2 separate regions of the Homo sapiens genome follow, and region 2 is linked to region 1. A link is an interaction called in ENCODE POLR2A ChIA-PET data of the cell type or tissue named here. Cell type or tissue: endothelial cell of umbilical vein. All regions are shown on one strand. Links, peaks and the distances in the headings refer to the core of each region. The heading gives the core; the rest is flanking DNA.

Evidence for each region. Peaks named below come from ENCODE experiments on the same cell type or tissue, not always from the same donor. Only the 100,000 strongest peaks of a DNase experiment are listed, where the experiment ranks them.
Region 2: POLR2A ChIA-PET joins it to region 1 with 10 read pairs; 6 of 35 experiments call an interaction of 5 or more read pairs at or near these places.

What each region holds. Positions count from the first base shown.
Region 1 is chr6:27,273,206-27,288,532 of GRCh38, forward strand. It overlaps TRI-AAT9-1 (tRNA-Ile (anticodon AAT) 9-1), which reads left to right and starts at 755; the gene lies at 755-828. TRI-AAT3-1 (tRNA-Ile (anticodon AAT) 3-1) reads right to left here and starts at 2,079; the gene lies at 2,006-2,079. It overlaps TRV-CAC2-1 (tRNA-Val (anticodon CAC) 2-1), which reads right to left and starts at 7,137; the gene lies at 7,065-7,137. It also overlaps the pseudogene TRI-AAT10-1. RefSeq lists silencers at 3,277-3,447, 6,261-6,487. In endothelial cell of umbilical vein, for the core only: no CTCF peak of the experiment used is centred there; no DNase peak of the experiment used is centred there; H3K27me3 peaks cover 256 bases.
Region 2 is chr6:27,597,990-27,613,316 of GRCh38, forward strand. TRL-CAA2-1 (tRNA-Leu (anticodon CAA) 2-1) reads right to left here and starts at 7,756; the gene lies at 7,649-7,756. It overlaps TRL-CAA3-1 (tRNA-Leu (anticodon CAA) 3-1), which reads right to left and starts at 4,686; the gene lies at 4,580-4,686. RefSeq lists a cis regulatory region at 2,530-2,702 and an enhancer at 3,606-4,106. In endothelial cell of umbilical vein, for the core only: no CTCF peak of the experiment used is centred there; a DNase peak (open chromatin) is centred at 7,752; H3K4me3 peaks cover 593 bases.

The DNA.
Region 1 (15,327 bases), core at 4,375-6,874:
CCAAGATCTCCGGACAGCCCTGGAAGACAGGCCGCTGCACTTATATAATAACAGGGTCCTCTCTGGTGCCAAAAGCCTGCAACCCATAGCAGAAAATAGCTCCTCCAAATAGCTCTTCATCCTCCAAATAACTGGGAGATGATTCCAGTCAAGTTGGAATAACAGGGATCAGATTTACATTCCTGCTGTAAAGAACCAAAACCTAACAAAAAAGATGAAATGACACTTTTCAAGACATACAGTATTTGGTAAGGAAGAATAGTAACCCCTAATCACAGGGGAAAAAATGAATGATTGGAGAGAGGGGGAGGTGAACAGTAGGATTAGCCCCTAACTAAGGCCTTGAATTTCCAGGCCCCAATGCAGAAAGGCAGAACCCAAGCAGAGCCTGGTGGACTCCCAGAGTTGATGAGGAGTTGATAGACTGGGAGACTGGGGCAGCTAGAGTGAATATGATAGCATACCAGAAAGAAGAGAGCTGTAATAAGAGATAACTCCAGAAAGAACTTCTGAAGTATTCAGCTTAATATTCATGAGTATGTGCAGGTATGGAACCTATACAGGACAGAAAAGACTACCCAGAATGATCAGAGGTAATATGATATTGAATTGTCTAAAGTAACTAAGAAATTGTTTCTCCTTGTGAGACAAACAGGAATTATATTGCTGAATTTAATGCTTTCACCACAAAAAAGGATGAGGGTCTAGATTAATGGGGAGGGGGAGTGGTGTGGGGGAAGAGACCCAAAATGTTGGCTGGTTAGTTCAGTTGGTTAGAGCGTGGTGCTAATAACGCCAAGGTCGTGGGTTCGATCCCCATATCGGCCACATATTTTCCTCAGTACTTTTTCTCGGTAGTTCTAGAGAAACTCGTCGGTTTTCAGCCACCAAAGAGCTAAGGATAATTAACAATGCAACTCGTCGGTTTTTAGCCAGCGAAGAGCTGAGGGTGATTAACAGTGCTCTCAGATGGTACAAATTCCCTGCCATCATTTCTTAATCTATCTGAAACCTAACTCCATCCCCGAATCACCCAAATTTCTACATCTCCTCAGGTAAAGTTCTTATTCTTTTCTTCCAGGTGTAAGGGCTGGGGACAGAAAGCTGTTCAGGGCAGAGGGCCCAAGATCGGGAGTCCTGCCGAAGGAAACAAAAAATGAGAAATTAGAAGATTATTGGCGTCTTAAAAATTATTTAAATAAAGCTTACTTGATTTCAAATTGTCCTTCCAAATTTCTATTGAAACCAACCTTGTTTCTCAAATTGACAAGAGATACAAGATAAAGAGAAGAAATATTGAATTGCCCTTTCAAGTTGGAAGCAGTATGCAAGGTGCATGTTTATTAATCACAAGAGGCTAGATTCGACTCCTTTCTAGCTCATCCTTTCCTAAAAACAAAACAAGAAACCAAACCAAAACAAAACAAAACACACCAAGTCTGTGTTCCATGTTCAAAGCGATAGCTTCCTCTCAGGGCAATCTTTTCTGTCAGTTAAATCTAAAAAAGTCTTCAGAGACATATAATAACAATCTCCTAAGAATTTGTTCTCTCTATCTTGTATCTCTTGCCAATTTGAGAAAGAAGGTTGGTTTCAGGAGCAATTTGGGAGGACAATTTGAAATCAAGTAAGCTTCATTTAAATAATTTTTAAAAAGCCAGTAATCTTCTAATTTTTTTTTTCTTTCATTAGGCAGAGCTCCCAATCTTGGGTCCTCTGCCCTGAACAGCTTTCTGTCCCCAGCCCTAACACCTAGTGGAAAAGAATAAGAACTTTACCTGAGAAGATGTAGAAATTTGGGTGATTCGGGAATGGAGTTAGAATTCAGATGGATTAAGAAATGATGGCAGCGAATTTGGACCATCTGAGAGCATTGTTTATTACCCTCAGCTCTTCACTGGCTGAAAACCGACGATTTGCATCGTTAATTATCCGTAGCCCTTCGCTGGCTGAAAACCGACGAGTTTCTGCAGAACTGCCATAAAAAACTACTGGGGAAAATACGTGGCCAGTACGGGGATCGAACCCGCGACCTTGGCGTTATTAGCACCACGCTCTAACCAACTGAGCTAACCAGCCGACGCTGGGTGCAGCTCTTCCCCCCCCACCCCCCGCCCTTAATCTCGACACTCATCCTTTTTTGGGAAAGCATTAAATTCAGCAATATAATTCTTGTTTGTCTCACAAGAAGAAACAATTTCTTAGTTGCTTTAGATTCTTAATAAAAAGAATGAGAAACTTTCTCTTAAAACAAAAACAAAACAAGGAAATAACATTTTTTATTTATTTATTTTTATTATTTTATTTTTTAAGCCGTGTTCCTAGAGTTGAAAGAGGACGCTTAAAAATTTCAAACTGCGGCGAATAGTCCAGGAATCCATGGAAACATTTGTTGCTTTCTAAATGTCTGGTAATCAGTACGTGCAGACAATGAATCAGACTCGGTGAAATATTAGCGAGTCCTTGTTTTGTAAGAGCCGTTCACTAACACAACCCAGAAATTGGCACCTGAAGGATATTCCCGACGAGTCTGTTTTCGATGGTCCCACCGTCGAGATCGTCCCAGGCAGGTTTCTCATGCCCGGAGCCTCCATTTGGAAGTTTCCCTACCTGTTGCCTCAGATTTCCAGAGTGACCTCAAATCAAAGCCCACTTTGAAGACCTTGGTATTGGAGAATTCTAGAAATGTGGCTCTACTCACCCTTCAGGGACGGTTAAACCGATCTTTCTACCCAGCCATTGTCTCCTAAAAATATTACAATTGTTTTTAATATCTTCTTTATCGTTCCAGAGATTTTTAACGCATAGCCAAAGTTAAACAAATGTTTTCTTTTTTCTCTTCACAAATAGTGGCATTTTATCTACTTTTTAAATCCTTTGCTTTTTTTTTAACTCAGAATATATTTTTGCAATTCTTTCATATCACAACAGAAAAGTGTTCATTCTCTTTTAAATATGCATAGTATTCAGCTATATGAGTATATACCATAGTTTAATAGGCATAGCTTAGACTTCCATCCTCCTATTGCAAATTTTTGGTATCTATGAGCATACACCGTATCTGATGTATGCCATGATACTTCGCACATGTGGAAAGGCTGCATCAAAGAACATGTACATTGGCAATTTTGATGGCCATTGTCACACTGTGCTTTAGAGGGTTGATCCCAATACTCTTTTTGCTTGCTTGTTTGTTTTAACTATACTTAGCACTAATATGATCCTGAACACATTTCTTTTCTTTTGCTTTTTTTTTTTCCGGTGAGACGGAGATTTACTTTTGTTGCTCAGGCTGGAGTGCAATGGCGCGATCTCGGCTCACTGCCTCCCAGGTTCAAGCGATTCTCCTGCCTCAGGCTCCCGAGTAGCTGGGATTACAGGCATGTGTCACCACTCCCGGCTAATTTTGTACTTTTAGTACAGACGGGGTTTCACCGTGTTGCCCAGGCTGTTCTCGAACTCCTGACCTCAGGTTATCCGCCCCCTTGGCCTCCCAAAGTGCTGGGATTACAGGCGTGAGCCACTGCGCCCGGCCAATCCTGGACACATTTCTACACCTTCTTCCTGAATTCCCTGCTACAAATTCGAAGCGAAACTAGGCAATCGGTATGTAGATTGTCTAGTTGGGGCATACTAGATTCTGGAACATTGTTTTGGGGGTACAAGTAATGACGTAAAGGGAATGTGATAGAATCAGGCGGGAGAAGGAAGGGGCTGAGGGGACAGCACGGAGAAGGAGCCAACAGTGGCCTTATTTTGTGCACCTAGGAGAGTACAACACGGGCAGAAACACCTGAGGGACAGGAACTAAGACACGTCATTCTGTCTGGAGATTAAGACTGAGCTGCAGAGTGGTACAGGGCGAGTAGTAGGAGATGAAGTCTGAGGAAGAAAGAACATTTATCAATACATGATGCAAAACCCTCTAGTAGATTACTATAAATGAATCAGAATACTTGATGGTAAGTGGATGGGGCACTAAAAATAAATTGGCCGGGCGCGGTGGCTCACGCCTGTAATCCCAGCACTTTGGGAGGCCGAGGTGGGAGGATCACCTGAGGTCAGGAGTTAGAGGCCAGCCTGGCTAACATGGTGAAACGCCATCTCTACTAAAAATGCAAAAATTAGCTGGGCTTGGTGGCGGGCGCCTGTAGTCCCAGCTACTCGGGAGGCTGAGGCAGGAGAATGACGTGAACCTGGGAGGCGGAGCTTGCAGTGAGCCAAGATAGCGCCACTGCACTCTAGCCTGGGCGACAGAGCAGGACTCCGTCTAAAATAAATAAATAAAAATAAAAAAGGAATTATCAGGTGTTAATTGATCTACATTAAGTCTAAACTAAGAACTATGATCACTATAGGCCAAGTTAAGGATTTTTGAATTGGTCTTAACAACAATGGGAAACTATGCAAGGATTTTAGGCAGAAAAGTCACATGGACGGATTCACATTTTTAAAATTTGTTTATTATTTATTTTTGAGACGGAGTCTGACTCTGTCTCCCAGGCTGGAGTACAGTGGAGCGATCTCAGCTCACTGCAACCTCCACCTCCCGGGTTCAAGCGATTCTCCTGCCTCAGGCTCCTCAGTAGCTGGGATTACAGGCATGCGCCACCACACTCAGCCATTTTTTTTTTTTTCGTATTTTTAGTAGAGACGGAATTTCGCCATGTTGGCCAGACTGGTCTGGAACTCCTGACCTCAAATGTTCCACCCGCCTCGGCCTCCCAAAGTGCCGGGATTACAGGTGAGAGCCACCGCGCCCAGCCAGATTCACGTTTTAAAAAGATCTCTTTAACTTTGTGTAACAACCGCACAGGTCCAGTTCTAGACACTTGACAGGCATCAGGGAACTATAGCAACACATCACTAGTACCGGGCCAATGAAATATCTGCCCTCATAGAGTATGGAAACAGATATAAATAACAAACATAATAAAAATGTGAATTATAAAATGTGTAAGAAGGTGTTAAATGTGATTGGTAAATAGAGGCAGGTAGGAAGAACTGGAGTGATGAGAGTAGGTTGGAAAGCTAGAGTTGTTAGTATAGCCTTAATAAGATTGTGACTGGAAGAAAAGGAGCAATCAAGCCACCTGACATGTGAGGTGTCACAAGCAGAGTACAACCACTATAAAAGTCTAAAGGTGGGTACTTGCATGGAATGTTTGAGGAACAGTAAAAGGGTTCATGTGGCCAGAGTACAAGAGAGGGAGACAGTAATAGAGATGAGATCAGAGAGAAATGAAGGATCGGAGTATATAGGATCTTGTAGGAGATCTTAGGAATTTGGCTTTAATTCAAGTAGAACGGGAAGCTATTGTATAATTCTGATTTTAGGAGAGGCAAATCTGATACATGCTTTAAAATACTGCTTTTAGTAGGTCTTTTGTAAATAGACTATAGGGGACTATATTCGGTTTTATATTCAGATTGCATTAGCCGGGCGCGGTGGCTCACGCCTGTAATCCCAGCACTTTGGGAGGCCGAGGCGGGCTGATCACGAGGTCAGGAGATTGAGACCATCCTGGCTAACATGGTGAAACCCCGTCTCTACTAAAAATACAAAAAATTAGGTAGGCGTGGTGGCAGGCGCCTGTAGTCCCAGCTACTCGGGAGGCTGAGGCAGGAGACTGGCGTGAACCCGGGAGGCAGAGCTTGCAGTGAGCCGAGATCGAGCCACTGCACTCCAGCCTGGGCGACAGAGCGAGACTTCGTCTCAAAAAAAAAAAAAAAAAAAAAAAAAAGATTGCATTAGGTTATTGTATTCTATGAGAAACAGACTCCAGGATATAGTTTTCATGAAGGAAGTCTATTGTGTATCCAGGAATGATATACAAAAGAGGACTCAACCATTCCCATGGGGAGCTCTGGAGCTACAATGATCCTTTAGAAATGTCCTGAATTGGGGAAAAGGAGCTGGGTCATTGTACCCACTCATAGACGTGGCTTTAGATGTAGGCTGATCCCAGAGAAAAGATATAACCTTAAACAGGGTAGCTTTTTAGCTTAGAACAATTCCTGGGAAGAGCTGAGCTTTGAGTTAGCAGCAAACAGCACTCCAGGATGTTGGGTGTCTGAGTACCTTGCTCCACAAAACATTGGGCAATGTAGAAAACCATTGGGTTCTAGGTAGAACACCATCATATCCATTACAGTCTACCACTTGCTCTACTCAGAGCCGCTTCCTTCATATAATGAATTCATCCCACCTGGGAATAACTTTTCTAGGATTCTGGTTGATCTCTTCGTGACTAAATCGTAAAAGAGGCAAGTGGCTGTTTGGCTCCTTCTATACCTCAAAAAAAAAAAAAAAAAAAAAAAAGTCCGCAAACGGTTCCATATATCTAGAGCCGGCAGGCTCCATTTACCCACAGGGGCTGGCCTTGGCCTGAGTGCAGTAATCTCCGAGCTGGACTCTGAGTCCCGGTAGGGAGGAAAGCTCAGCAAGAACATCTGCCAGCCCAGGTTCCTTTCGAGGACCTCAGTACATGTACACACAGGAAAACACCCTAATCCCACTCCAAATCTTCCTGTAGCGTCCTGAGTCTCAGTGGAACCTTGTGATGATCCCATGGAGCGAGGCTTACGAGCAGCGAGTGAGCGACTGGAGCCCAGCCTGCACCTGGAGGGGCGGTTCTGGCCCAGTGCTCCCGGAAAGGGTGGCTTTCGGCAAAGTCTCGGCCTCGCCTTGACCCTCCAGGAAAAATGTTCCTGAGCGGAAAGATCGTTCAAGTTGCCTGCGAACCAAGTCCTTGAGGTCTTTGTGGGGATCAGGCGATGAGAGCATCAATTATAATAATAATAATTTGTTCGGCAAAAAATTGCTCGGGTCTGTTCATGTCCACCCGAGTAGCCACGGACACTTGGCTTTGAAGAGGGCTTTTTCCTTGTCGAAAACAGGAAGGGCTCTGGTGGGAGAAAGGCGGCAGGTGTACTTCGGTTTATATGCACACCACAGGTGACAAGGAGAACCTTCTCTCCTAAACGGCTAAAGATGGTGCGGGGGTGCAATTCTAAAAACGTGCACTGAGAAATTCAGCTAAGGATTCCTCAAAAATACAGGTTGCTTCTGCCCGGTTTCGAACCGGGGACCTTTCGCGTGTGAGGCGAACGTGATAACCACTACACTACAGAAGCCCTGACATTTGATAGTTTTTCTCCTAGGAGAAGAAGAAAATTTTTCTGGATATCCCAGATTTGGTAACATCGAATTGATCTTTTCTTTCAGGAAATTATCAAGGTTGATAAGCTTTCCTATTTATTAAAATCAGTAATATCGGAGTTCACGAGTCATACAAAGAAAATACTGCGACTTGGGGAAAATTTTCTTTTCAAACACAGCACAGAAATTTTACACAGCCCCCCAGTAGAGGACATTTTTTTTAAAGTACTCCCTCTGTTAGGCTTTCTCCAACAGCAGAAGGCTCTGTGATCTCCATCTCTTGGGAGGCAGAAAATTACCACAAGAAAATAGCCGGGAGGCAGCGGATTGAACCCTGGAAACGGCCCGCTCTTTGTGCTGGGCGGTGCTCGAAGGGAAGAAACTGAGGGCCCGGGAGTCGAGTGTGTCCAGTTGTCTGCCAGGCAGGATAAGGACTGGGAAAAATGAAAAAAAAATTCCTAGACATACACAACCTACCAAGCCTGAATCATGAAGACACAGAAAATATGAACATACCAATAGTAGATAAGGAAATTGAATCAGCAATAAAAACATCTCCCATCAAAGAAAAGCCCAGGACCTGTAGCGTCTCTAGTGAATTCTACCAACTATTTAAAGAACTAATAACATTTATTATGGAAAACAGTATTGTGGTTCCTCAAAAAATTAAAAATAGAGATACCATATGATCCAGCAAACTCTCTAGTGGGTATATAGCTAAAGGAAGTGAAATCAGTATGTCCAAGAGATTATCTGCATACCACCAAGATATGGAATTCTTCTTTTTTTTTTTTTTTGGTGGCACAGAATCTCTCTCTGTCGCCCAGGGTGCGATTTTGACTCACTGCAACCTCTGTCTCCCGGGCTCAAACGATTCTTGTGCCTCAGTCTCCCGAGTAGCTGGGATTACAAGCCTATGCCAATATACCCCGCTGATTTTTTTTTTTTTTTGTATTTTTAGTAGGGGCGCGTTTTCACCATGTTGCCCAGGCTGGTCTTGAACTTCTGGGCTCTCCTCGGCCTCCCAAAGTGCTGGGATTGCAGGCGTGAGCAACGGCGCCCAGCCAAGATATGGAATTCTTGTGTTCACCAATGGATGAATGGATAGAGAAATGCGTTTAGCTTCCCTGTGCCTTGGAAGTATCATTTCCAATTTATCATGGGTGTGTACATTTTTATTGGTGTACTTGTGAGCTCATCACTAATTTTTGCAGTCTGTTAATCTACCATAGTTTCAGTTTCATTGTATTTTCTTATATATTTATATTGTGTACTGATGTGTGCATGGATTAGTAATGAGTACTCTATTATTTTTAATGTCATAATTATTCATTATTTATTTATTATTTATTAAAAATAATATTTAATATTAAATATTATTTATTACTTATATTATTTATTATTATAATAATTTATAATATGTCACATTATAAAATATTATTTAATTAAAATTTAATGTCACTCTATTATTTTAATATCATAAAATACATGAAAATACATTTTTCTGTAGAATCACGTTTTCCTCCTACTGTGAATAAAGACATAACTCACTAAGGGGAAGAATCTTGGCCAAAATGTGTGATAAATCATGCAGCAGTTAAAAGTGTGCAAAAACAAACAGTAAAGGTGAAAGGAGGCACAAATTTAATAAAGTTACTCCATAAATCATAATTGACATTAAATGTTGGAATGTAGGAACTGATTTATTAACCATATAAATTTAAAACACACATGTTATCTTTTGACAAATTGTTTACCTATTTTAGTTTTCAAAGTGGGCAAAATTAACACCTCAAAACATATAAGTGTTTTCAGAGAAGGATCACAGAGTGTGTGTGTGTGTGTGTGTGTGTGTGTGTGTGTATAATGGTAATATGTAGACTTAACAGCACCTTTTGCCTAAATGACAAAATGGCCTAGACCCAATCTGGCAGAGTCCTTTTTCCAGAAGAACTGGGAAAACTTTTCATATTTAAGTTTGGAACAACAGAGAGAACGGGAAGACTTTGGCATTTAGAGAATGTGAATATTTGTATTTCTCGATAAAGTGAGAAATCTTTTTGGAAAAGCTATGGCTTTAATCAGTTTCAAATCTGAGACCCCTTTCTTGTAGGCAGATGTGCTAACCAGTACACCCCAAAAAACTTTCTCTTCTGTGCAGCAATCCATAGCAGAATGAAAGGAGGATTCTTTGGATATACTCAAACCTAATAACTTTTAATATGTTTTTCTTTTTAGTATATTTTTATCCACAGTGTGTTTCTTCCTTCATACTTTCAATTCGTTAAAATTAACATTTAGGTTGGTGCAAAAGTAGTTGCAGTTTCGGACCATGAATTTTTAAATCATTATAACTAGGCTCAAACACATCTTTATTAATCAAAATAGGAACCATTACAATCAACACATTTTTGCCAACAAGAAATAAGTTTGTTTATTCCTGGAGGGTAAAAATCTGTGCTTCGGGATTGGACAGAAAATGCTTGCATCCCCTCGTTGTGGAAGCGTTTTACCTGCAAAAAGTTGTGGAGATGTTTGAAGAAGTGGTAGTCGATTGGTGAGAGGTCAGATGAATATGATGGATTAGGAAAATCTTCGTAGCCCAATTCGCTCAACTTCAGAAGCGTTATTTGTGCGACGTGCAGTCGAGTCAACGTTGTTGTGAAGAATTGGGCCCTTCCTGTTAACCAATGCTGGCTGCAGGCATTGCAGTTTTCGATGTATCTCATTGAGTTGCTGAGCATACTTCTCAGATGTAATGGTTTCACGGGTATTCGGAAAGCTACAGTGAATCAGACAAGCAGCAGACCACCAAACAGCGAATATGACCTTTTTTTGGTACAAGTTTGGCTTTGGGAAGTGCTTTGGAGCTTCTTCTCGATCCAACCACTGAACTAGTCGTCGCCAGTTGTCGTATAAAATCCACTTTTCATCGCACGTCACAATCCGATGGAGAAATGGTTCCTTGTTGCGTAGGATAAAGGAAGAAGACACTTCAGAACGGCCCTTTTTTTTTTTCGCTCAGCTCATGAGGTACCCATTTACCAAGGTTTTTCATCTTTCCAATTTGCTTCAAATGCCGCACGGTAAAATGGTCGACGTTGAATTATTTGGCAACTTCTCTCGTAGTTGTAAGAGAATCAGCTTCGCTGATTGCTCTCAATTAGTCTTGTCAACTTCCCATGGCCCGCCACTACAACTCTTCATCTTCAAGGCTCTTCTCACCTTTGCAAAACTTCTGGAACCACCACTGCACTGTACGTTCATTAGCAGTTCCTGGGCCAAAGTGCATTGTTGATATTGCGAGTTGTCTTCGCTGCTTTATGATCCATTTTGAACTCGAATGAGAAAATTGCTTGAGGCCGGGCGCGGTGGCTCACGCCTATAATCCCAGCAATTTGGAAGGCCAAGGCGGGCGGATCACCCGAGGTTGGGAGTTCGTAGACTATCCTGACCAACAAGAAGAAACCGTCTCTACTAAAAATACAAAATTAGCCGGGTATAGTGGCGCATGCCTGTAATTTCAACTACTCGGGAGGCTGAGGCAGGAGAATCGCTTGAACCCGGGAGGCGGAGGTTGCGGTGAGCCGAGATCGCGCCATTGCACTCCAGCCTGGGCAACAAGAGCGAAATTCCGTCTCAAAAAAAAAAGTTGAAGAGGGAAAAAATCGTTTATTTTTTTATATCTTGTTAAGAGGGAAGTGAACTTCGCGTCGTGGCCGGTTAACTTAATTGGTTAGAGCGTGGTGCTAATAATGTCAAGGTTGCGGGTTGGATCCCCGAACGGGCCACAGTGGGTGTTAGCTTTTCATCATTTATATCAATCATCTGTGAACGCTGTGAACGCAACAAATATGTCTGAATACAAACTGTAGATCGTCACCGCTGAACCCAAGCAGTCATCAAGATAATTCCACCTGCTAGAGGGGGTATTAAGTAACACTTAATACCTTAATTTGAAAAAAGGATATTGTTTAGTTGTCGTCCTATCTTTTTTTTTTTTTTTTTTGAGACGGAGTCTCTCTCTTGATGCCCAGGCTGGAGTGCAATCGCACAACTGGGCTCACGGCAACTTCCGCCTCCTGAGCTCAACCGATTCTCCTGCCTCAGCCTCCCTAGTTATTTTCCATAATCTTGATTCTTGAAGATTAGCTTGGCTTGTTATGTAATTCTTGGTTCACACTTTATTTTTATTTTTTAATGCTGATCTAATTTTTTATATTACTGCTCAGAAGTCTGATACTAGGCTTCTGTTTATAGAAACTTTCCTTGGTTAATCGTTTCAATGATTACATCTACTCTATTGACTCTTTTCTTTCTTTGAGGTAATCCAATTAAAGTATTAGGTTTTCTGAGGCCTTACCTTAACCGTATGCAGAAAAACCTTCCTTGCTCCTTTGTCTCCATATTTGTTTCCCTAAATTTCTTATTTGCATAGCAGCCATTGAGACTTTAGCTTGAAATGGAAAATATAATTTTTCTTCTTCAAACTTTCCCAACTCTCCACAGCACATCACACCAAAGTGTTAAGTGAAAGATCGTCCTCTTTATTCCTGGTCTAACCCTTATTTTCTCATTTTGTCTTATTTTCTCCTACTCCCTGCCTCAAATTTAGAATTCCTTGGAGTTTCCCGAAACACTGACTTATTTCTCCATGCTGCCTCTAATTCCAGATTCCCCTATCCCCTCCATCTCTCATCAGCCGATTTCTTACTTTTCATCTATTAAGTCTTGGATTGAGGGAAGAGAGAGACCCTCTCATATTGTTTTATATTGTTTTATACTCAGTACCTGTTTTAAGAAAAAAAGAAGGAAGTGAAATCAAAGACAGGTAGCCCGGCGCCAGGCCCCAAACCAGACCTGGGCCTGCCTGGCCTAAACCTAGTAGTTAAAAATCAACTCATGACTTAGAAACCGATGTTTTTCATAGAGTCCAGACATTGTAGAGAAAAACATTGTGAAACTCCCTGCCCTGTTCTCTTTCTCTCTGACCACCGGTGCATGCAGCCCCTGTCAAGTACCCCTTGCTTGCTCAAATCAATCACGACCCTGCCATGTGAAATCTTCAGTGTTGTGAGCCCTTAAAAGGGACACAAATTGTGCACTTGAGGAGTTCGGATTTTAAGGCAGTAGCTTGCCGATGCTCCCAGCTGAATAAAGCCCTTCCTTCTACAACTCAGTGTCTGAGAGGTTTTGTCTGCGGCTCATACTGCTACAGGATCAGTTATCACTTCTTCTGAAAGCTTTTCCTCATTATTTAGAGTGACAGTTGCTCCTTTTCTATGTTTCCATGATAGTGCATGAGTATTTATCTCTGTGGTTTCATTTGTCAATTTAAAATATAACCACCCTGTTTTGGGTAATTTTATTATGAAAAATCAGTGTTGAGCCCTTTGCTACCTCAGGCATGTCCATTTTTTCAGGATATCTGTTACTGCTAGAGCCTAGCTCAGGATGGGGCACATTGTAGGCTACTCATTAATTTCTTTGAAATAAATGTCTAATCAAATTGTTGAAAATAATAAACTCATGCCATTTATGCTGCAGATTTAATGTCAGAAAAAAATCATAAGACTCAAGATCTTGCTAACTGGGAAATACTGTCTTTCTTCTCTGTTTCCTGAAATATTGTGATCAATCCAAGTTTTAGCTGCCAAGAGCAGGAATTTTCCACTTTGCTATTTGTCAGAGATTCATAAGCGGCACTGTCCTGTCATGTCAACAGATTTGGAGGAAGAGCACCATCTCACTGTTGAGCACCTTCCAGATACCCGGGAAATGCTGGAAAAGGAAAAAAGACAGTGACAATTGTCAGTTGACATAGGAAAAGGAATAAAAAATAGACAAATGTTGTACATCGTCTGTCCATTAAACAGATTGACATAATCACTGAGCATGTGCTTTCCAGACCAGTAAGAGTGACACAAACAATAGAATGACCGATGACTCCTAGATACACTCACCACACATGAATTCCCAGTCACATGAATTCCCAGATGCCACCTCTTTTGTCATCACCTTCTGACAGTCTACTGGGCACAGCTCACCCCTCCCCCATCACATCCCCTGCTCAACACTGTCCTCCAGACAAGCATTGACTTTGCAGAAGCTTGAGTGGTCTCCAGATCTCAGTGTGTTGGATCCTCCTGGCTCCTCAAGGTCAAGAAGAGACTTGGAAATCAAAGCCATAGGAAAACATCAAAGAGTTCCTTGAAATCAACTCCCTGTGTTTACTCTGCCTAGCTTTGGGGGAGAAATTTAGACTCTAGTTATGAGCTGTATTTGGTTATGAATCATGGAGTTTCTACAGCATTAATTTTAACAAATAGAAAGTATGAAGGAAAGGGCCGGGTGGGGTGCGGTGGCTCACGCCTGTAATCCTAGCACTTTGGGAGGCCGAGGCCGGTGGATCACGAGGTCAGGAGTTCGAGACCAGCCTGGCCAACATGGTGAAACCTTGTCTCTACTAAAAATACAAAAATTAGCCAGGCATGGTGGCGCACACCTGTAATCCCAGTACTCAGGAGGCTGAGGCAGAAGAATTGCTTGAACCTGGGAGGCGGATGTTGCAGTGAGCCGAGATCGTGCCACTGCATTACAGCCAGGGAGAGAGTGAGACTCCATCTCGGGGGGGTGGGGGCAGGGGGAAGAAAAAGGGGGAAAAAAAAAAAGAAAGTATGAAGGAAAGAAACACACAGTGGATAAAAATATAAAGAAAAACATGACTGGGGGCAGTGGCTCATGCCTGTAATCCCAACACTTTTTGAGGCCAAGGCGGGTGGATCACCTGAGGTCAGGTATTCGAGACCAGCCTTACCAATATGGTGAAACCCTGTCTCTGTTAGAAATACAAAATTAACCAGGCGTGTCGGCACCTGCCTGTAATCCCAGCTGCTTGGGAGACTGAGGCAGGATACTTGCTTGAATCAGGACCGGGAGGTTGCAGTGAGCTGAGATCACAGCACTGCACTCCAGCCTGGGCAACAAGAGCGAAACTCCGTCTCAAAAAAAAAAAAAAAAAAAAAAAAGAGAGAGAGAGAAAGAAAAAAGAAAAACATTAAAAGTTATTAGGTTTGAGTATATCTAAAGAATCATCATCTCATTCTGTTGTGAAAGGCCTGATTGTAGCAGGGAGTTTCTGTAATGTAATAATTAGCATGTCCGCCTAGCATGTGAAAGGATTCTGGTTTTTAAATCCAGTGGAAACAACAGCTTTTCCAAAAAATTTGTCTCATGGATACCTTCTTCCAGTCTGAGGCTGGCGTTTTCTCTCTCAATAGCCTTTTGATGAAGATAATGTTTAGTTTGGATGAAGTCCATAGTTTCAATCTTTTTAAAAATGCTTACTTGTTTTGTCAAATCTACAAAACATTTGACTATCGCAAAGGCAAAAAGGATTTTTCTAAATTTTCTTTAATAGGCTTTGTTTTCATTTTCACTTTAAGGTGTATGGGTGAAAAATTTGAACAGGCGCTTCACAAAGACGGCCAAATGGCAACTGAACAATTTGCAATCAGAAAAAAAAAAAGAAAGAAAGAAAGAGGGAAGAGGGTCTAAACAAGCAAATAAACGAAAAACGAGAGGCGAGGCTACCAGGTTTCTTCCATTTCTGGCAAACATTTATTGTTGTTGTTTTTTCCTTCACAGAATTATTTTCAGAAACCTTCCACAGGAGATTCGTGCGTGGAGGGGGTGGGGTGGAAAGAAGTAGGGAATGGAGAAGATTACTAAGAAAAGTTTCCTGTCTGGAACTGCGGCAGATCTCTTTGGATAGAGATGACTACTTAACCTCACTCTGCTTTCCTTCGCCGCGGTTGCGGCCGCGACCCTGTTCTTACCACCAGCAATTCCTCCAGGGACTTGGTCAGCAGCCCAACTTGATCTGCGTCTCTCTGCTAAGGTGTTTCCGCAACAGGGTCAACTCCAAGTCTCACCTTTCTAGGAATCCCGGGCGCAGCGCGGGGGTCGGGACTCCGACCTGTATTTCCAGGCGGAGGTTTCCCTGGGTCAGGCGGCCACTCTCTGCCAGAGATTGTCAGTTATCCAACTGTCAATAGAGCCGCCGCTCCAGCGAGTTTAATTTAGGCACAGAAAAGTCCTGCCTGGGTTGAGGTGGGCTTAGGATGAGTTTACTTGAGTGTGTGATTTAGAAATAGATCTATGGG
Region 2 (15,327 bases), core at 6,339-8,838, 330 kb after region 1:
CTGATTTCATAGGATTTGGTTGCCGGTGGGCATCAGAGTTTTTATTCCATTGACCCCTAGCTTACAAGACAATTATGTGACTTTTGCACAGACAGCTGCCATCACAAACTGCCTTTTTTATGGTATAAAGGGTCTCTTCAGGAGCTCTTAAAATGACTTCTTTCAAGTGCATTGATAGAGTTTGTAGAAAATATATTGCTACTGCTGTCTACCCTAAAAGACATCTTTACAAGTGAAAGCTTCAAAAATTTCCCCGAAAAGATTAATATGGAGTTAGTTACTTGAATCAAATTCTGGGCTCTTTAATAACCTTGAGAATATCTCTGGTCTGCTAGATTTTGACCATCTCAACTGACTGGCACATTGTATTGAGCCTAAGAAATACCTTATTTGGACTTTGTGGATTTTGGAGTCCCTTTACACTACATAATACAGCTGACATTTTAAATAAAAATAATCAAGTAGGGAGATATAGAAGAAAGATTTAGAACAAAAGTAAAATAATACATTCATTTTTATTCATGTTGGAAATATAAAGAGTCCATTAGAAAGAATGTAAACCAAGGAAAGCATAAAAGATTTTTAAATGTTCCGCCCGACGTCAAATATTAAAATTAAATATCTACACACCTAGTTGTATAAATTGGCAAACTGAAGACCAAGGTCAGAACTAAATAACCTCCAAAGAAACAAACAAACAAACAACAAGACTCCATCTCCTTTAACAATCTCCCATGTTTACTTCAAAGCAACTTTTATAACATGTCATATGTGTCAGAAAGAATTGTCAGACTTAAAAATCGACAACAGAAATTACTGGGTCCTTCCTTTCAGTGACGTGCTTGGCATTGTCTGGCAGACCCTCTAGCAAGTGTCTGATTTTTTTAGAGCTATGCATCTTTGACTTTCTATTCACTAGGCTAAGCTCTGTGATGGTAGAAGTTAAGTTATAGAAAAGTGATAATAACGCAAGTGATTCATGTTTACATTAACCCTAAGATTTTACTCAGTTGAGATACAATTTTCAGCCTTTCTATTGTGTGTTGTTTGTTCTTCAAATTCATCTTTGAAGGGGTTTTCTCAGTTGACTTAGTAATTAGTGAGATATATGAAATCTTAAACACTACATTCATGTTATATTTGTATGAAAGTCAGGTTTTCGGCTTTTCATGTGACTGACAACACCAGTACATTTTGGGAGCTCAAAAGAGGACGAAAGAAGTCCTGACAGGGAAGTCAAATGCTGGATGACGAGCACATGATGGGGTGTGAGGTATAAGTTTGAAAGATTTTAATTGTCAGAGAAAAAGGTACTCCGAGCACATTTTCTGAAGTGTTTGGAAGGTAGGACACCTTGGTCCAGAAATGGCGATGGAGCAGAGAATTTGAGTTGTTGCAAATCGGTAAAAATGCCCGAGGCAGTAAATAGAAATATGAAGCTGAATGGTCTCTTGAGTAACTGCTCAAATTCTTTTTAATCCCCAAAAGATTTTTTAAGTTTTTTTTTTTTTTTTTTGAGACGTAGTCTTGCCCTGTGGCCCAGGCTGGAGTGCAATGGCGCGATCTCGGCTCACTGTAGCCTCTGCCTCCCGGGTTCCTGTGATTCTCCTGCCTCAGCCTCCCGAGTAGACTAGCTGGAATTACAGGCGCACGCCACCACACTTGGCTAATTTTCGTAATTTTGTAGAGACAGGGTTTCACCATGTTAACTAGGCTGGTCTCGAACTCTTGACCTCAGGTGATTCGCCAGCCTCAGCCCCCCAAAGTGCTGGGATTACAGGCGTGAGCCACCGCGCCCGGCCAATACCCAAAGAATTTTGAAGAATTTTCCCTACATTTGCAGATGAAGAAAAGTTTCACAAATGATCTAAATAATATAAAACACCACACATTTTACTTTCGGAAGTGATGGAGCTGGAATTTAAACACATATATCTGATTCAAGAGGCTTATGTTTGCTACTATTGCACATTGCCTTTAAAACAATGCTGTGTTTGGCCGGGCGCGGCGGCTCACGCCTGTAATCCCAGCATTTTGGATCCAGACGCGACGGGATCACTGGAGACCAGGCTGCTCAAGGTGGTGAATCCCCGTCGGGTTTTAGCTGGGCGTGGTGGTGGCACCCTGTAATCTCAGCTACTCGAGAGGCTGAGACAAGAGAATCACTTGAACCCTGGAGGCGGAGGTTGCAGTGAGCCGAGATCGCACCACTACCCTACAGCCTGAACGACAGAGCGACACTGTCTCAAAATAATAATAATAAACAACAGTTAAATATGAACAGGGAGGTGGGCTCCAGGCTGGCCTCCATCTCTGGCACACCCAGGAAGGGGGCCATGACTGTTGTAACACATCAGCCGCATTTGAGACTTCAAGAGCCCTTGGACCCTTCTTGCAGTTGAACTTATCTGGCTCAAGCAGGAACTAACACCACAAGGGACTTTCCACCCCAAGAAGGCAAGAGGAGTATAGTTTGCTCCAGTTTTGCTTGCCCCAAAAGTAACCTTTTGCTCATTATAATAGTAAAAAACATACCCTTGGGTGGAGATTTAAGATGTTAATGAGACATGCAATGGATGTACTAGCATGTATAGCCACAGCGCATGTGCACCCAGAGGATCACCCAAAACATGCTTACTAGTCACACCTCCTCCTGCCTGCCACTTTTTGAATAAACATATAAGACTCCCGGCCGGGTGCGGTGGCTCACGCCTGTAATCCCAGCACTTTGGGAGGCCGAGGCGGGCGGATCACAAGGCCAGGAATTGGAGACTAGCCTGGCCAAGATGGTGAAACCCCGTCTCTATTACAAATACAAAAATTAGCCGTGTGTGGTGGCGCTTTCCAGTAGTCCCAGCTATTCCGGAGGCTGAGGCAGGAGAATTGCTTGAGCCTGGCAGGCGGAGGTTACAGTGAGCCGAGATTGCACCACTGCACTCCAAATAAATAAATAAATAAAATAAAAATAAAATTAAAAAAGAATCCCAAAAAGGGGATTGCCCCAGTGCCAGCTGGCGCTGTCTCATCTTCAAGAAGCCTGCTCTGACTCAGCTTTCAGTGTACTTTCGTTTTTGCAATAAACTGCCTTAAGGTGTTATCTTCGTTGTTGTTTGTCTCTTGCTTAAATTCTTTTAACCAAAAAACAAGAACGGAGGACTTTGCACTTCCCGGTAACATTTGAAGTTCTCCATTTGAAGACCAAAAACAAAAACAACAGCAACAAAAAACAATTCACCCCTGATCGTTGGGTACATAAAATAGGATCTTGCAATAGCTGTTTGCCAGTACATTCGAGTATGTTTGGATTGTCTTCTGCGTGTATGTTCGTTGTTTCATTTCTGTAGGAAATGAAGTTTCTGAAAGCTGCTAATTTGGGGCAGTAATTGAAAACATTACTACGGAACAGAATGGAAAGTAAATATTGGATGTATGTCTCCCACCTTAACAAAACGAGGGATTTGTAAAAAAAAAAAAAAAAAAAAAAAAAAAAAAAAAAAATATATATATATATATATATATATATATTACTCGGTAGAGTTTTAAATCAAGACGAAGATCTCTCTGTTCATCCATCATGGTCTTATATTTCTCTTACATGCGTCCCGTAATAACCTACATCCTGTCCCTTCACTTCACATCCCTTCTCCCATCACCAAAGAAAGAATCAAAGGGGGTCTAGATAAGCGAGGGAGAGGAAGAACGGGGAAACATGGAAAGAAGAAAGGCGGGAGGGGGTGGGGGGAAGTGGTGGTGGTGGTTTGACCTTGAGGAAGGAAACCAGACGATTGTGCAATAATACTCCAGCCTATCGCATACCCTCGCAGAAACCATTAAGATGCTGAAAATAATTATACAGGGAATACGTAAGTCCCACTCACGGGCTTGTTAAGTTAAAATGTGGTCGGAAGCATTGGGGAAAGCTCCTGAAAGGTGGTAGTTGCAAAATGGTTTTGGTAAAATCTACATCTCAAGCCCTTTTCTCCTGTTTTTGTTTGTTTTAGACACGATCTCGCGCTGTCGCCCTGGCTGGAGTGCAGTTGCGCGATCATACAGCTCACTGAAGCTTCGCGCTCCTGGGCTCAAGTGATCAAGCCATTCTCCTACCCAGGTAGCTGGGACTACAGGCGCGCGCCACCAAGCACCGCTCATTTTTTCTATAGACGGGGTGGAACTCCTGGGCTCAAACAATCCTCCCCGCTTAGTCCCCTAATCCTAGTGGTTTTTTGCTTTTTTTTTTTTTTTTTTTTTTCCTCTTGGCTTTTTGAGAGGGAGTCTTGCTTGGTCGCCTGGGCTGGAGTGCAATGGCATGATCTCGGCTCACTGCAACCTCCGCCTCCCGGGTTTAAGCGATTCTCCTGCCTCAGCCTCTCAAGTAACTGGGATTACGAGCACCCACAACTACTCCCAGCTAATTCTTGTATTTTTAGTAGAAATGGGGTTTCGCCATGTTGGCCAGGCTGGTCTCGAACTCCTGACCTCAGGTGATCCACCTGTCTTGGCCTCCCAAAGTGCTGAGATTACAGGTGTAAACCACGGCACCCAGTCCCCCAATCCTAGGATTAAAGGGGCAAAATAGCTGTGTCAGAAGTGGGATTCGAACCCACGCCTCCATGCGGAGACCAGAAGCCCCAAACCTGGGAAGTAGCAACTTGAGTCTGGCGCCTTAGACCACTCGGCCATCCTGACACGCACTGTTACTCCTTAAGTTTCATTATGTAACTCGTAGTCAGCAGACGCTGACTCCGACAAAGGAGGAAAAGACCTCGGATGGGTGGCGTACGCTCCTGGTTTTCACAACGGTATTTATTATTTTGCCCGGTGCTATTCTAAATGATGCTAAACATAGCATCATCAAAATACCTTATGTTGCTATCTTTCGGGTTAATTCAGAAATGAAACAATAGGGAAAGTGGCAAATACTCAGAACAGTGCTTCCTAAGTTACCATCTGGCTCCGTAACAGTTTCCTGGCTAGAGGGACCCTCAAAGCTCAGTATTCAGCGTCCTAAGCAGGTGCTTTGTAGAGAGAAACAAAAGTCATGCAATATTTTTATTTTTACTTTTCCGGTTCCCCCACCTAGCCCAAAATACACTGTGAATACTTTGAAGCAGAAATAAAATCAGTAACAGAAAAATGAACTGCCCCAATTCAAAAGAATGGTTGGAAAAGATGAAGGTGGAGAATGGAGAAAAATAATTAATAATTTTATCATTTTAAGAGGTTCCTGGAGCAAGAAAGGGTGGTAGGTGCTTGTGAATGTGCAGAGGTGAGAAGAGTGAAAAAGTGGAATTAATCATGGAGGCGGGTAAGAAAGGAAGAAGAGGCGTCAGGTTTGGAGAGGTAAATTAATCAAACTATCCATGGCTCATTTTTGTTATCGGTCAATGAAATCTTTCTCTTTCTCTCTCTCTTTTTCCTTTACTGTTATGTTGTTTTTCTTTGTCATGCCCACCATACAGCCCTTTCCTCTCTCCCAACATACAGGCACCCTCTCTAAAATATTTAAAATTATTATTTTTGAGACAGAGTCTGACTCTGTCACCCAGGCTGGAGTGCAGTGGCGCGATCTCGGCTCGTTGCAGCCTCCACCTCTTGGGTTCAAGCGATTCTTGTGCCTCAGCCTCCCGAGTAGCTGGGACTACAGGCGCGCGCTACCATGCCTGGCTGATTTTTTTTGTATTTTTAGAAGAGACAGGGTTTCACCACGTTGGCCAGGCTGGTCTCGAACTCCTGACCTCAAGTGATCCGCCCGTCTAGGCCTCCCAAAGGGGCGGGACTACAGGCGTGAGCCACCGCGCCCGGCCTATTATTATTATTATTATTATTGTTTGAGATGGAGTTTTACTCTGTCTCCTATGCTGGAGCGCAGTGGCGCCATCTTGGCTCACTGCAACTTCTGCCTCCCAGGTTCAAGCGATTCTCCTGCCTCAGCCTTCAAGTAGTTGGGATTACAGGCGCGTCCCACCACGCCCAGCTAATTTTTGTGTTTTTGGTAGAGATGGGGTTTCGCTATATTGGCCAGGCTGGTCTCGAACTCCAGACCTCAAGTGATTCTCCCACCTCGGCCTCCCAAAGTGCTGGGATTACAGTCGTGAGCCACCGCGCCCGGACAAAATTATAATAAACTATCCTTGAAAAATACGTTGTTGATTTGCGTGATTTAAATCCTAACTTCTGGCCGGGCGTGGTGGCTCACGCCTGTAATCCCAGCACTTTGGGAGGCCAAGGCGGGCGGATCACGAGGTCAGGAGATCAAGACCATCCTGGCTAACACGGTGAAACCTGTCTCTACTAAAAATACAAAAAATTAGCCGGGCGTGATGGTGGGTGCTTGTAGTCCCAGCTACTCCGGAGGCTGAGGCAGGAGAATGGCGTGAACTCGTGAGGTGGAGGTTGCAGTGAGCCGAGATTGCGCCATGGGACTCCAGCCTGGGCAAGGGAGCAAGACTCCATCTCAAAAAAAAAAAAAAAAATAAATCCTAACTTCTTTTCTTTTACTCAACACGGTTTGAAAAATCCACTCATCCTGCTACATGTACACCTGCTTGGTCACTTGTGGCTGCTGCATAGTATGAAAACCATAGGCAGTATACCTGATGGACATCTAGGTTGCCTCTAACAATCTGCTACCTCAAAATGCTAGAAGGACTGTACTTGGCAAGGTCAATCATGGAGCTGAGCTGGAATTTCACTGAGGTGGATTCCTAGAAGTGGAATTGCTGGGTAATAATTTAAAAGTTATACAGGAGGATAACCCAGGTAATGTTAATATTGCAAAAAAAACCTAAGACCCTGATTTTCAGCCCAAGATTTCAATCTATGTATACTTCATATAATGCAATTTTTATCTTCAAAAACAAGAGACAGAAAGGATATCCAAATCAGATAATTCTGAGAAGCAATCTCAGAAGAAGCTTTAAACTTAGTTTCTTTTTAACAGGATGATTATTTCTTTTGTTATTGATGACCCAAACTTGTTTTCAGCAGTGTCATAATCTTGAGGGTTCTTTCCTCTTAGGTTTTAGAGGTAACCTAGGAAATCTTTTGGTAGAAGTTTGTAACAGATTATTTTACGTGTGCAGAAAAGCAGTGAAGATTTTAGTCACTGATCAGTTGACTGATCAGTTGAACGGCTAAGGAAAAGAACTGGGTGTTACCGTCGTTGCTAGAGCGGTGTGAGTTTACGACAGTTGCTGGTCAGATCAATGTCCGACTCCCCTTTCAGAGAGACAGACGATATACAGGAATCTGGAACATTCCTACAGGGCTCTCTGAGAACGGAGACCTTTTTCTCGTGCCTTTTTTCTTTTCTTTTCTTTTTTTGTTTGTTTAATTTTTATGTTAGCGGATTCACAGACCAATAGATGGAAATCCGCTGCTTACTTTCTCGCAGGAGAAAATGATCTCCAACAGTGCTGCGGGACTGCGTCCAAATGGCACTGAAAATATCCCAGGATTCTGTAAATGTGGGGTTTTCCTTTGTCGATTGGTTTGATGTAAGAGAGATGCCTCTCTCTTTGCGAGACCCTGTTTGGCGAACATCGGTTGGGGAGGGAAATCTTGGAGGTAGAAACGGCTGAACTATTGTGGCATTCCTTGGCGAAACTTTCGGTACAAATCTGGTAGGGAAAAACAAAAGATCAGGCTGTGTCAGAAGTGGGATTCGAACCCACGCCTCCATACGGAGACCAGAAGACCCGAACACAGGAAGCAGTAAGCTTGAGTCTGGCGCCTTAGACCACTCGGCCATCCTGACACTGTGACAAAAATCCTTGAAACTATACATGATGAGTAATCACGGCTTACGGCTCGCCTTCTGGCTGAATCCCAGCCGCAAAAGTTCTCTCTGGAATTTGCCCGACTAAACAGGAGCTCCGAACTCACTGATTACAGAATGGAAAGGTAGAAGAATACAACTGTTAGTGCGGAATTGAATAATTCTTACAGTACTGGAGACCAAGATGGGAATTGAGGAACAAGATATGAAGGAGACGTTTCCACGTCACCTCTCCCCTTCCTCCAGTAACTCCCCGCTCTCGGCCCTGCCCTCTCCCTCTGACCCAGGCCTCCTGACTCGCATAGACCTCTGCTTACGACCCTGACCCTGTGGGGTCACTTTGCTCTTTGTGACTTAAGTCCTGATGCAGTAGCTCCAACTTGATGCTGCCCCAGGGCCAGTGGGAACTTTTCTGGACAAGAGGAGGCCATAGCAACAGAGTGGGGCTGTTCTGTACATGGATTTCTAGGCATTCCCCCTTCTCCTCAGACTATCCGAACTGTGATTTCACCACCGGAAGTCATCCTTACATGTTTCATTTCGTTACACAGTTCAGTAAACATCACTGTCTTCTGCCCTGTAGGGTCGCCTATGCTCTATAGTGATAATCCTGTCTCTCCTCTCTCTAGAGCTCTCAGATGCTTTTCTGCAAATATTACCCACTGTGGGAGGCAACAGCTATTTCTTTTTTGAGACGAAGTCTCGCTCTTGTCCCCCAGTCTGGAGTGCAATGGCGCGATCTCGGCTCACTGCAACCTCCGCCTCCTGGGTTCAAGCGATTCTCCTGCCTCAGCCTCCCGAGTAGCTGGGATTACAGGTGCGTACCACCACGCCCAGCTAATTTTTTGTATTTTAAGTAGAGACGGGGTTTAAACATGTTGGCCAGGCTGGTCTCGAACTCCTGACCTCAGGTGATCCACCCGCCTTGGCCTGCCAAAGTGCTGGGATTACAGGGGTAAGCCGCCGCGCCCGGCCGGCAACAGTTATTTCTAAAGATAAGAGTGTACATTTTATGACTGAAAAATACGTTTCTAGGACTGTGAAAATGAAATCATCAAAAAAAAAAAAAAAAGAAAAGAAAGAAAAAGAAAAAGAACCTTGTTGCAATGGTTTTTCTAGGATTGAACTGTGAAAGAGAGAAACAATTTAAAATTCTAGTAGCAAGGAGTGCCACTGAGTTTCTATAATTAAACTATAAGGGCCTAAACGGATGGTACACAAATTTGAAGAATCTCGCTCTATTGCCCAGGCTGGAGTGCAGCGGCGCAACCTCGGCTCACCGCAACTTCCGCCTCCCAGGTTCAAGCAATTATCTTGCCTCAGCCTCCCGAGTAGCTGGGATTACAGGCGCCTGCCACCATGCCCTGCTAATTTTTGTATTTTTAGTAGAGATGGGGCTTCACCACGTTGGCCAGGCTGGTCTCAAGAGATCCGCCCACCTCGGCCTCCCAAAGTGCTGGGATTACAGGCGTGAGCCACCGCGCCTGGCCTGGAGAGTTATCATTTTTAAATTTGTAATTTCCTCATCTGTTACTCTAAAATTAAACGGGAAACATCTCTTTTTAAAATTGGATTACTGTTTGTAGATTTTAATCTTTTCAATGCAACTATACTTTTCCTATATACTAAGTGCAATTCAATCATATGCAAAATTGGCAGTATATATTTTAATATATGCACATGTTGAATATTTGCACTAGTAGTTCCCTATTCCTGTTGAAGTCTATGTATACATTTTCTGTGGAAATGAAAACCTCTAAATGTAGGTTAAAAATATTTGAGATAGACCGGGTGGGGTGGCTCACGCCTGTAATCCCAGCACTTTGGGAGGCCGAGGTGGGTGGATCACCTGAGGTCAGGAGTTCAAGACCAGCCTGGCCAACATGGTGAATCCCCATCTCTACTTAAAAAATACAAAAAATTAGCTGGGCATGGTGGTACGCACCTGTAATCCCAGCTACTCGGGAGGCTGAGACAGGAGAATCGCTTGAACCCAGGAGGCGGAGGTTGCAGTGAGCCAAGATCGTGCCATTGCACTCCAGACTGGGGAGCAAGAGCGAGACTTCGTGTCAAAAAAAAAAAAAAAAAAATTGGGATACCTGACAGTGAATAATATAAAAATGTAATGTGAATCTGAAATTGCAACTGAAATATGTCTTAATCCAATTGTCTTTTATACACTGCTTCTTGTGAGGCACAGTATAGTCAATGTTTCATGAACTTCTGGGCAGTATATTTTCTAAAAACCTCCTTAATATTTATTTTATTTTCTCTAATCTTTCTTTACAAGTTAGGAAGAAATTGAATCTGAAGTGATAGGGGCTTCTGAGTGGTTAGGGTTCAGCCATAAAAAAATACTTGAGACAGACGGTATTTTCCAAAGATGGCCACACCAACATATCTCATCACACGTTGTCTTATTTTAATACAATTTTGACACATTTCCTTGAGGGGTGGGGGTCTACATTCCCTTCCCTTGAATCTGGATAGGCCTGTAACCATGATGGAAGTGATACACCAAGACTTCCAATGTTAGGTCATAAAACGTGGTAGAGGCTTCCACCAGCTTTCTCTCAAGACATCTGCCCTCAGAACTCAGTCATGGCGCTCTGAGAAGGCCTAAACTAGGACATAGGAGCAGAACACATGGAGAAAAATTAAGGCCTCCGGTCCATAGCCAGCAGCAACTGCCAGGCATGTGAGTGAATGATTCTTCAGATTATTTCTAGCCACCAGCTTCCCTCCATTTTTTGGGACAGGGTCTTGCTCTGTCACCGAGGCTGGAGTGCAATGGTATGCACATGGCTCAGTGCAGCCTCACCCTCCTGGGCTCAAGCAGTTCTCCCACCTTAGTCTCCTGAGTAGCTGGAACTACAGGCATGCACCACCATGCCCAGCTAATTTTTAAAAAATTTTTGAAGAGATGGGGTTTTGCCATGTTGGCCAGGCTGGTCTTGAATTCTGGGCTTAAAGGATCCTTCCACCTTGGCCTCCCAAAGTGCTGGGATTACAAGTGTGAGCCACCATGCCCAGCCTTCAGCAACCAGCCTTATAGTCTTCCAGTTGAGTCCTAAGAAATCATGGAGCAGAGACAAGCTGTCCCCACTGTTTTCTGCTCACATTCCTGACCAACACATCTGTGAGAGAGAATAAATGATAATTGTTGTTTAAGTTAAGCCATTGCATTTTAGTATGATTTGTTATGTAACAATAGTTAGGTATGTATCAGTCTTGGTGCAATCAGGAGAGAGAAATTACACAGTTATTTGAACATAGAAGTGACCTCACCTGGGGCTGAAACAAAGCACTAAAAGAAGTGCCCTCTACCTCTCACCCCACCCCTGGCTAAGATCCAGACCTTGTTGGGGAGAGCATGGCTGTGACTCACGGAATAGCAGAGAAATGCTCATGGTGCTATGCCAGCAGAATTTGCTTGAAATCTGTCCTCTGGAATTTTTTGGAAATTAATCTTCAAGGGTTTCTTGAAAAGCTCTTCGTGGAGAGGTCTCTCACTGAGGGCACTCTACTACAAAACACTCAAAGAAGATGCCAGGGAAAATTAGTTGTTGCTGGGTGCTGCAGGAGACTGATGCAGGGGAAAGGCATGCGTGATGTAGGAGCTAGGCACTGGGGAAGCAGCAGGCCAAGTAATACATGGGAAGAAAGAAGCAAAACTCACTTTCTTCCGCAATGTCTCTCCACTGCCCTCTACTGACAAAGCTTCAATGCCAATTGGCAAAAGAAAACCAAGGACTCAAGATTCATTTCCACGAAGCAGGCAAAAAGGGTGAATTTGGAGCTGAGAGGCAATAAATCCTGAATGGGTACAAGCAAATGCAGATTTTCTTACTTAAAAATGGGATACTGCCATAATTAATAAATTCTGAACCATGTGACTTTGGGACTTGACAGCAAGTGGAAACTGAAAAGACCTTGAGGAGAATATGAGTAAAAACACCTGAAGACAACTGCTGCCTGTCACTAAGTCCCAAAGTCAGTGATGCTTAATGGAGAGTGTGGAAAATGTTACTAGAAGCTGGAAGAAACCGGACTTTTGTTATCTAGAGACAGAAAGTTTAGCAACACTGTTGTGAAAATGTGGAAAGTAGGCCGGACGCGGTGGCTCACACCTGTAATCCCAGCACTTTTGGAGGCCTAGGTGGGTGGATCACCTAAGGTCAGGAGTTTGAGACCAGCCTGGTTAACATGGTGAAACCCCGTCTCTACTAAAAATACAAAATTAGCTGGGTGTGGTGTCACATGCCTGTAATCCCAGCTACTCAGGAGGCTGAGGCAGGAGAATCGCTTGAACCTGATGGGGGTGAGGAGCGAGGTTGCAGTGAGCCAAGATCACACCATTGCACTCCAGCCTGGGCAACAAGAGTGAAACTCTGTCTCAAAAAAAGAAAAGAAAAGAAAGAAAATGTGGAAAGTAGAAAATATACCTAATGAATTTGAAAGAAAGAAAGAGTGGAAAGTAGAAAATATACCTAATGAATTAAAGAAAGAAAGAAAGAAAGAAAAAAGAAAAGAAAGAAAGAAAGAAAGAAAGAAAGAAAGAAAGAAAGAAAGAAAGAAAGAAAGAAAGAAAGAAAAAGAAAAAAGAAAGAAAGAGGCTGGGAGCTGTGGCTCACGCCTGTAGTCCCAGCACTTTGGGAGGTCAAAGTGGGCAGATCACGAGGTCAGGAGATCGAGACCATCCTGGCTAACATGGTGAAACCCCGTCTGTACTAAAAATACAAAAAAAAATTAGCCTGGCATGGTGGCGGGCACCTGTAGTCCCCGCTACTTGGGAGGCTGAGGCAGGAGAATGGCATGAACCCGGGAGGTGAAGCTTGCAGTGAGCCGAGATCAAGCCACTGCACTCCAGCCTAGGTGACAGAGTGAGACTCCATATCAAAAAAAAAAAAAAAAAAAAAGAAAGAAAGAAAGAAAATGTGGAAAGTAGAAAATATACCTAACGATTTTGCTTATTTAGCTAAGGTTATTTCCAGGCAATATATTGAAGATGCCACCTGGCTTTTTCTAGCTGCCTATAGTAAAATAAGAGAGCAGGGAGATAAACTAAAGAAAGAATACTTTAGGACTTGTTGGATATTCAAAAATAAAACTGCTTCTCATTACCAGCCTGTCAAGATGACAGATAATGCTGTAATTAAGAAAAGGCTTTGATTCTGCTGAGAGAAAGAGAGAAGAAAAGAAAAGGCTTCTGCCACGGCACATTAGCTGGAAAAAAAAAAAAAGTCTTCTAGGAAAACATCAGACCCAAGGCATTGTCAGCAAAACATGGTCTAAAGATGAAGCCAAGGGCATGACTTTATTGCTCTATTCTTTTGTTCTGTACCTTTCATTCTGTATGCACTGATAACTTTGAGTTCTTTGTTGTTCTTCTGGAGGATGATTAGAACTTCCATGTCTTTCCATATGTTTGTTGTTTATGTGATATAAGTGTGAGGAGTCGGAACCAACTACAGACTGCTTGGGCTAACAATTTTTCTCTATTCTGTACAAGTTGCCCCTTACATGCAAGCATGGCCTGGAGTGGGGTGGGATATAAATTTGGGGTTTAGATATCTACAGAAAGCAGAGAGCTAGGCATACTTTCCTCCACCATAATCATGTGCTGGAGGCTCCATCAGCCTCCTCTTTGGATGGTAAAGTACTTATTTCTCTTTATTTACCTAAGCAGGTTATAAAGACAGTCTCTTTCCCATACAAGTGAGCTTCATGGCCCAATTGCTCTTCTGTTCTGACTTTTCTTGGAACTGAGATAAAATGCCTCATTTATAGAATCCCTGACATTCTTGCCAATGAACTTCCCTAACCACTTTACTTTCCAAGCTCTTTGAACCCAGTTTCAGTTATTTTATTTATTTATTTATTTATTTATTTATTTATTTATTTAGAGACAGGGTCTCACTCTGTTGCCCAGGCTGGAGTACAGTGGCACAATCTCCACTCATTTCAACCTCTGCCTCCTGGGTTCAAGCAATTGTCCAGCCTCAACCTCTCGAGTAGCTGGGAGTACAGGCATGTGCCACCATGCTTGGCTAACTTTTGTATTTTTGTATTTTTTTGAGACAGAGTTTCACTCTTGTTGCCCAGGCTAGAGTGCAATGGTGAGATCTTGGCTCACTGCAACCTCTGCCTCCCGGGTTCAAGCGATTCTCCTTACAGGTGCCTGCCACTAAGCCTGGCTAATTTTTTGTATTTTTAGTAGAGACAGGGTTTCACCATAGTGGCCAGGCTGGTCTTGAACTCCTTGCCTCAAGTGATCCTCCCGCCTGGATCTCCCAAAGTGCTGCAATTACAGGTGTGAGCCACCACGCCTCACCCTAGTTTCAGTTATTTATGCCTGGCTAGAAATGCATCTATGTCTCCTCGGCTCCTGCGGCCCCCTTTTCATCCTACAAAGAAGGAGGCAAAAGTACTTGTTCCACAAAATTTTACCTATTAGGTATTTCAAAGGTCAACACAGTTAGTATTACAATAGCCTCATCAGGCATTAGCTGTAAGGACAAATGCTATGAATTTTAGTTGAGTCTTGTTTATCAGGCACTGGCCACCAAAATTTACAAAATCAGAATCTTCTTTTTGCTTTTTATGTAAACTCTTAGTCCAACAGAACCAGTTAGCTGTCTACTGATCCAAGGTAGTACTAATGTATGTAGATATTGTCAGTGGATACATTCTGTTTTGGCGTAAATAACTATGAGGCATAAGACTGTAAAGCACAGCCACTCAAAGCGTGGTCTGCAACCCAGTGCTAATTTATAAATGTTAGTTAATAGTCTGGTCTGTTTCAAGATATGGAGCTTATGCCAGAAGGCAAATAACTATATCACTAAGCATCTTTATTTCCATTGACTGATTATAGTAGGAATAGTTTCTTAGTGAAGGCAGCAGTGCATTTAATTATACTTTGGTGCAAGCTTGTCTTTTTGTAGACCAGTAACTTGTGTTCCCTGCACAGTTTTGCACACCACTAGTATTAGAGGGATATTCCAACACTTGTATGGAAGTCAACATTTTTTTTTTTTTTAGGACGGAGTCTCGCTCAGTTGCCAGGCTGAAGTACAGTGGCGAGATCGTGGCTCACTGCAGCCTCTGCCTCCCGGGTTCAAGCAATTCTCCTCCCTCAGCCTCCCGAGTGGCTAGGACTACAGGTGCATGCCACCACGCCCAGCTAATTTTTGTATTTTTAGTAGGGACAGGGTTTCACCATGTTGGCCAGGATGGTCTCCATCTCTTGACCTCGTGATCCACCCTCCTTGGCCTCCCAAAGTGCTGGGATTACAAGCGTGAGTCACTGTGCCTGTCCCAGCATATGTATTTTTAAAAGAGAATTCATTCTATTGGTATAATTAGAAAAATATTTATGAAATATTATTTATATAGTTCATGAAGTCTCCAAGAAAAACAAACTGGGATAACAAAGCCAGAAAATATCACTGCAGCCTTATCAGGCTATTTAGAATGAACCAAGCTATTGCTTAAAGCCAGAAGCTGCATCGCATTCTTCCCCAGGCCAGATGCCTCCTCACCCTTTT